Regions from separate parts of the Homo sapiens genome. Here region 1 is linked to region 2. The links are chromatin contacts, found by Hi-C or POLR2A ChIA-PET in ENCODE. All regions are on one chromosome and are shown on one strand. The core of a region is the stretch at or near the end of the contact, and the rest is flanking DNA. Distances in the headings are between cores, read along the strand shown.

Region 1 (3,498 bases), core at 153-2,652, 95 kb after region 2:
CCACAGGGACAGGAGTAAGAAGGTGGTCTCTGGGGGGCAGGGACCAAGCAGAGCATGAGGACATGCAGTATATGGGCCACATGACCACGAGGACCACAGACAGTGTGTGACCAAGGCCATCAGGACAGTGGCAAGTGACTTGTGACATTTAATCAAAGGCTTTGCATCCAGGGTGTGTGACATTTAACCGAAGGTGTCTGGTATTTAACAAAGGACATTGGACTTGGGATGTCTGATGTTTAACCAAGTGGGTCTGACGTAGGTGTCTGAGTGATGTCAGACAGAGGACGTCAGCCCTGTGGCTCTGGGTGAGTGCAAGGGTGGGCTGGCACTGTTGCCAGACTCACTCTGCTGGGCGGTCTGGACCTCCAGGCCCTTCCAGTCTGCTCCCAGCTTCCCAATTCCCCTTCAGGCTTTGAATATCTACAGGAAAGAACTTGGCCAGCTGAGTCAAGGGGCTTAATGCCCTGGGGTCCACAGGTCTGGCTCTAATTGACACTGGGCTGACACCAGCTTTCTCTATGTCCACTGGAGGAGCCCCTCCATCTTCACATGGCCCTATGCACCATGCTGATCTCTCCTTACTCGCAAAGCCCTACACAGATGGGACGTCAGCAGACACACTGCCAGAGCTTGCTTTCCTCTGATGACACCAGACCCTTTCTGTGGTGTGGCTTCCATTTCGTCTCCTGTATTCACTTCAGCATGTACATCTTTCTCCAGCGTGGCAGTCAGATGCAGTCCCATCATCTGCTGGGGAGCAGAGGTCACTGTGCTTGTTCTGGCTCATATACACCTGTTAATTTGATCCAAGTTCCCTCTCAACTTCTGAGAGCTATTCCATTCTCCACGACGGCTCAGACTCTCAGGGCTCTGTCCAACATTCTTCTCTCGGTCTCTCTCCAGACATGGTGCTGCCACAGGACTTTCTGGCTGAGCCTGGGATATTGCTGACCTTGCCATCCCATGGAAACATGGCTTTGGCCTGCTGGAGGCTCTGGGCCCCTTTTCTGGCTGCTGTTCTACCGGGTGTGGCTAAGGACAGCAGCTCCCCTTGCCTAGGATACTGGTTTCGCGGCTGTCTCTTCTAGTTACAGGGAGTGAGTGGAATACTGTGCAGGTTAGAGAGGGAACCAACCGTCCTTGCTTCAACAGTCCTTGCTTCCCTCCTGTCCCTTACAGACCCAGTCTGTCCCCTGGTGTCTCCATTGAAAACTCTGCCTATCTCTAGCTTATATTCTGCCTGTCTTTGCTTGTCCCAGGGTGGAACCTGCCCCCAGCACAGTGTCCCCAGCACAGACAGTGCTTGGCCTCCATTCATTGTCTGCCTTCTAGGCAGCTGGTGTCCCAAGGTGACAAGGACAGCTTAGTGACAGAATAAGGGAGGACCATATCTGTGCTCCTGGCAGGCTTGCAAAGCCAGCTGAGTGGCTGGAAATAGGAGTGCAGCTGGTGGCCGTGTGTCTGTCTGGGAGAGCAATCATGAGTTAGAGGAAGTCTTAAAAGAGGACTTACAGGGTAAGGGTGTGGAATGTCTGGGGCCATGTTGGTGACTTGGTGTGCTACTGCCTCTTTTATTCTACCCAGATCCCCACTGAGGCCTCTTTTGGGTCCTCTGAGTGTGGCAGGGCTGGAGGAATGCTTGGTATGACACAGGGCCAGTTGCAGAGGTGGCAAGTGTGGGGTCACGTGAGGGGTCAGAGCTTTGCCCCTCTCAGGCTGGCAAAACCCTCCTCCAGGCCAGTCTGCTCCTTCAGTGATGGCTAAGCTGCTGGCCAGAGGCAGACAGCTGGACAGCAGACAGGGGCAGAAAGAGCAAAGGGTGGTGGGTGAGAATCCTATCCCATCACCAGCCCCACTGCAGGGAAGCCTTCTTCCTGCCCCTCCCTTATCTTGAGATGGTGAAGCCCACGCCGTTAGTGACTGCAGGAATTGCCACCCTCCTCTCTGCCCTTCCTCCCTTCCCCTCCAGGTTTGGTTTCCATAACAACCCCAGAAGGTGGGAGGCTATGCTAACTAGCAGGTAATGCCCTTCTGTGAGTGGGGCCACAGGAAGAGCTCTGGCTGAGCCTGGCAGGCTTCCCAGCACCCTGCCCCAGACCCTCCCACAGCCTCTAAATCAGTGGGGTGGAGGATCACCCCAGCAGAAACATCAGACTCGGGGTGCCTCTCCCATCCATCCCATGGTTAGGAGTTGGGAGACTTGGTTTTAGTCTCAGCATTGCTTCTGATTCAGTCTATAACTTTGGGCAAGTGCTAGGTTCTCTGTGAGACTCACTTTCTCCATCTGTGTAATGGAGGTCAGATGGAGGATTCCACTGAATGGAATGTTTCCCTTCACTCAAATCTCCTTTGATCATCCTAGAGTCCCTTGTTACTGAACCATTGCATCTCTAAGAGAATGCATTTCAAAGCCAGAATCCCTGTCAATCAAAGCTGCCAGGCCAGGCCAGCCAAGGGCCCACAGCTGATGTGCCAATGGGTCACACAGCCCTACGGGAAGTGGATGTGCCATTTCTGTGAGATGCTTGGAAACGTGGAGAGTGTCTGAGCTTCTGAGGCCGAGTTCTGCCTTGTCAGCCTCGGCCCTGGCACACAGCAAAGGCAAGCAGGTTTCGGTGAGGAAGGCACACCTGCTTTGTGACTCCCAGTGAAAGAAGCGGTTTGGGAATGAAACCAGGATTCTCCCAGGAGACAGGGCAGGAGGACTTGTTAAGGGTCTGAGGTCGCTCAGAGCATCTCCCAGAGACACAGCCTGAGCCAAAGCTTGGCCCAGGGCAATGACTTTTCCTGGGATCTGGGGCTGCCTCTGTGGTGATACTGTCTTGCCCAGGCTCCAGGTTGGGGAGCTAGGAAAGGCTCAGGCAGACGGTGTATCCTCTCCTGCCCGAAGCCACCTTCCTTCCTGTGACACCCAGCCTCAGGACACTGCTGTGGATTACTGCTTCCCACCCACAGGGCACCCCACGGCCCAGCCTGGCAACCCTACTCCATTCCCAAGTCAGTGCAACCTCCTCGGCTCTGACATGAAAAGTTCTCCCTCTCTCTGAAACCTCAGATGTGCCTCCCCACTCTGTTCTCAGCTGATGATCAAGCTTCTTATTTCACTGAGAAAATAGAAGCAATCAGAAGAGAAATTCCTTTCATTTCATTATCAACTCTTATCAATCTACCTCCATCTCCACCTGAAATTCAGCCTTCCCCACTCTTCAGGTCGATGCTCCCCCTTGGCACTGCATTCCCACCCTCTTGGGCCAGCTCACGGGCTTTGCTCCTGCAATCCCCTTGCTCATCTACATCATCTAGCATTCTCTCTCTACTGGATCATTTTCACCAGCCTGCAAAGACACCCCCCTTCTTTAAAAGCCCTCCCTTGATTGACCCACATTCCGCACTGACCACTACACCATTTTCAGTCCCATTTTATAGCAAGCCCCGCAAAATAGATGTCTGTACTTGCCACACCTCCTCTCTTCCCACTCTCTCTTGAACCCTCCT
Region 2 (3,831 bases), core at 370-2,869:
ATGACTTTTTAAGGGCGTGGTCTCTTGATCTGTCCCTCTAGTTTTATTTTTGGAGTTTCTTTTTTTGTCTTACCAGGGGAATGTAACCAAATATATCTATCTAATTCTAGCAGGTACATATTTTTTCCTCTTGATGCTGCTTAATATTTTATTGGAGGCACATTTACAGTATGTATGACCTTACAAATGGCAGGCTTAATATGGGTATTGTTTGTTTTGGGTCTCTTCTGGGTCTGGGTGGCACAGGTGGTGGTGGCAAATTGTCATTTCTGTCTCTTGGATGGAAGGAAACAAGCTCAGGCCAGTATATAAGAAAACTAGCTTCAGGTTGCGAATGAGTGCCAGCTTATGTATTGTATTTTCTAGTTAACTCCCAGTTGACTTCCAATTTTTGCTACAGTCTTGAGTAGAGTTCAGTGCTTCTTGGGAATTTAATAGCAGCAAGGGTTTCCTTTGCAAAATATTTTTATACCTAAATCTTACATGAAAAGGGTTGTTTGCTGACTCACTGATTAACTAGACTTGGTTTATGTTAAGCCTTTGAGTCCTTTGTTACAGACATCATTTGTGCCCAAGTTGCTTTCTCCTCCTGAAACCCCATTGCTGACCTGTAACTAGTCTAATCTTGCTTGATTATACGTTTCCCCCGCCCCCATCCCTCTGTAAAACCATCTTTTGTACCAAATGCCGTTGTATCTTTTGAATGATGTCCACTACAAAATAGCTTTTTACATAGATCTTGTAGATTTTGAAAAATTTTTAACTAACATGTCATTGTATCTTCATAACAATTCTATGAGAGAGGCATTTATAAAATACAAAATAGCAATCCACCCACGGGGATGGCTGTTACGTATTTTGTAAATGAAGAAACAAGAAATGGGTGGACGCGACTTGCAGCTTAGTGGCAAAGCCAGGTTTGACCAGGTCTCTGGGCTTCCAGTCCACCAAACCTCTAGTAGTGTTTAGAAACATTTCTGGAAGTCTCCCAATTTTTCCAAAAGTAGGAAAAATTTATTATGTAGATTGAGTTGTCTTTAAAGAGACAGCTCTAAAATATTTTACGATTGATGTTGTTTTAAAAAATTGTCTTAAATTCAAGGAAGAAACGGTGTGTTTTTCTGAATACCCAACTAGGACCTGTCCCTATATTAGACAGATTAAAGATGTTTGCTTCCTAAGAACAAAGCAGACTGAATCAGAAAAGAGATTAGTGAGTGGCTAAGTTTTTATTTTTCTCCTTAGTTCTAGGGATAGTATTTTACCCCCTTGAAATAGTGTGAGAAGGTCATGGGTAGAAGGATCACACCTGTGATTCCTAATAGGAATTTCTGTTTCCATGAGGTTTCTCAAAAGTAGAATCGAGGTCCTTTAGCAATTGTAAGAGTTTTTAAACACCTATAGAAATGGTACATTTGCATAAAGTAAAGCTGTAGAACTGAAAATGTCCAACGTCTTTACTTTTGGCTGGAATTTTACGAGCCTGATTAGCTCTGCATGGCAGCAATGGGCATGTTAATTATATTTGAAAATTGCCGTTTGTTTGTAGACAAGGAGTCCATGAGGAGAGAAAATCAAGTGAATGTTCTTGAACTGTACTGCAGTGATGGGGAATGTCCACAAGGTGGCGCAAAGACTTTGTTTAACTGCTGGATTCCTAGCTAGCACCTGGAATACTTGAAGCCCCTTTCACCTTCTCCCTCTTTGCAAACTATGGCTCAGCTGCATCTGTGCCCTCAGTTCTGGTCCCCAGCTTCCCCTGAATCCCCTTCGTGCTGTTATTTGGGCTTTGTATTGGTACCTAACCACATTCTACCTGTAGTGAAAGCTGAAGGTCTTGGTTCCCACTCTAGGTGGTAAGTTTCTTGAGTGGAGGCACCAGCTGCATATACTTTAAAGCATATTCTTTTCTGTATTTCCAGCAATGCCAGGCACAGGACCTCTGAGTTGCATTGTTGAATTAACATCTTTTGGTTATTTGTGAGTTAATTGTGGACTTCCATAGGGTTCTCCCTCAGTATATTTTTGGCTTTGAAGAGTATGTTTATCTTCCCAGCTGCATAAATGAATTTTTGGGGTGAAATGGGGATTTTATGTTTGTAGTACATAGTTTCATAGACTTTACACCACACCCCGACCAACCACTTTCAGTAACTTCGAAGACAGTTGGTTATGGAAATCATTCCCGTGCACGGGTCTTCCCTGAAGCTCTGCAATTGGTCTTGGCAGTGGGACCTTCATGTGTGACAGACAGCAGATGGCCATGGAGTTCCCAGGCTGTGTGCCATGTAGGTAGGAGCTTGAAAAAAGCAGAAAAGAAACCTCCTTTGTAGCTGTCGTGTCTCTGTCTTATTTGGGCTCACAAGAAGGAATCTTGCTGCAGGCAGAGCTGTCTGATCAGGAAAGAAAACTGACTCTTACCAGGGAAGGGCCCGGGAGGGGCAGTAATACCAATGAGCATGTTTTAGTTGGATTATGTCAGTTATTGGGGACCATTAAGTAAATAGATGTTGAGTATTTTCTTTTTCAAAAAAGCCTTTTTGTTTTGTTTTGTTTTGTTTTGAGATGGAGTTTCGCTCTTGTTGCCCAGGCTGGAGTGTAGTGTCACAATCTCGGCTAACTGCAACCTCCACCTCCCGGGTTCAAGTGATTCTTTTGCCTCAGCCTCCCGAGTAGCAGGGATTACAGGCATGCGCCACCACGCCCAGCTAATTTTGTATTTTTAGTAGAGATGGGGTTTCTCCATGTTGGTCAGGCTGGTCTCAAACTCCCAACCTCAGGAGATCTGCCTGCCTTGGCCTCCCAAAGTGCTGGGATTACAGGCATGAGCCACCACACCTGGCCCAGATGCCAATTGGAAGGAAATTTGAAAAGGTTTAGTAATAATGTTATTTCATTAATTTCAGCCAAACCACACAACTAATTTATGTTTTCTAGGCCTGACCCTGGCTCTGGCTTCTTCATTGTGTGGATACCTTTCCAAAATGTTTGATATGACAACATATTTAGAAGTTCTTTGATCACAAGCCCAAGGATGTGCAAAACTCAGAGCAAACAGCATTTACATTTATGTAATTTAATTTTAAAAATTAGCCCTAATTGAAGTGATCCTGGAGATGGTAATGTTGACTTGACACCTGGCTGCTTCTCTAAGGGCTATCTGTTTAGTTCCCTAGTGAATTTCATAAACTAAGGCCATGTTTTTATTTCTAGAGCTGGGAGTACCCAAGCCTGCAGTTTTGACCTTTGAATGTTTGGAGCACCAGAAGTTCTGATTATGAGATGAAGAGAAAATGACAGCTTTTCTTGTCTATTAAAAAACCAGGACTCACTCATGGCATTCCTTTGTCCTTTGTCCTACAAACAGAACAGAGACTGTGACCCCTGATCTTTGGGTTGGCATTATTTTATTTTTATTTTTTGAGGTGGAGTCTTGCTCTGTCGGCCAGGCTGGAGTGCAGTGGTGCAATCTCGGCTCACTGCACCCTCTGCCTCCTGGGTTCAAGCAATTCTTCTGCTTCAGCCTCCCAAGTAGCTGGGATTACAGGCGCCTGCCACCACACCCAGCTAATTTTTGTATTTTTTTTTAGTAGAGATGGGGTTTCACCATGTTGGCCAGGCTGGTCTTGAACTCCTGACCTCAAGTGATCTGCCCGCCTTGGCGTCCCAAAGTGCTGGGATTACAGGTATGAGCCACCGTGCCTCACCTGGGGTTATATTATTTTAAAGAATGTGATCAGAATTGACCTGTTAAATACTCTTCTTGTATGTGAATCTCTGAGTCAGTTTATTATTTTTGGCAGTTGAATTTAAATTCATTAGAACAGAGTG

The links. Hi-C counts contacts between places; a loop is a spot of excess contacts on that map. ChIA-PET counts read pairs that join two places held with the same protein, here RNA polymerase II (POLR2A). Pooled maps may share reads with other maps.
Region 1: a pooled map shows a loop between it and region 2 (2.5-fold over the local background). The contact joins two enhancer-like sites. A Hi-C loop is called at or near these places in 1 of 168 maps with a recorded cell type or tissue (Right ventricle myocardium inferior) and 8 of 50 pooled maps. POLR2A ChIA-PET finds 5 or more read pairs at or near these places in 2 of 52 experiments (OCI-LY7 and WTC11).

The regions. Positions count from the first base shown.
Region 1 is chr3:38,614,914-38,618,411 of GRCh38, forward strand. The region is part of intron 5 of SCN5A (sodium voltage-gated channel alpha subunit 5); the gene reads right to left. Among named protein-coding and RNA genes, the nearest start is that of SCN5A, 33 kb to the right of the region's middle. RefSeq lists an enhancer at 47-547. Within about 2 kb of position 1,403, at least 3 of the 41 ENCODE cell types and tissues checked have a DNase peak (open chromatin) inside an H3K27ac peak, as active enhancers do.
Region 2 is chr3:38,519,960-38,523,790 of GRCh38, forward strand. The region is part of intron 5 of EXOG (exo/endonuclease G); the gene reads left to right. Among named protein-coding and RNA genes, the nearest start is that of EXOG, 26 kb to the left of the region's middle. Within about 2 kb of position 1,620, at least 2 of the 41 ENCODE cell types and tissues checked have a DNase peak (open chromatin) inside an H3K27ac peak, as active enhancers do.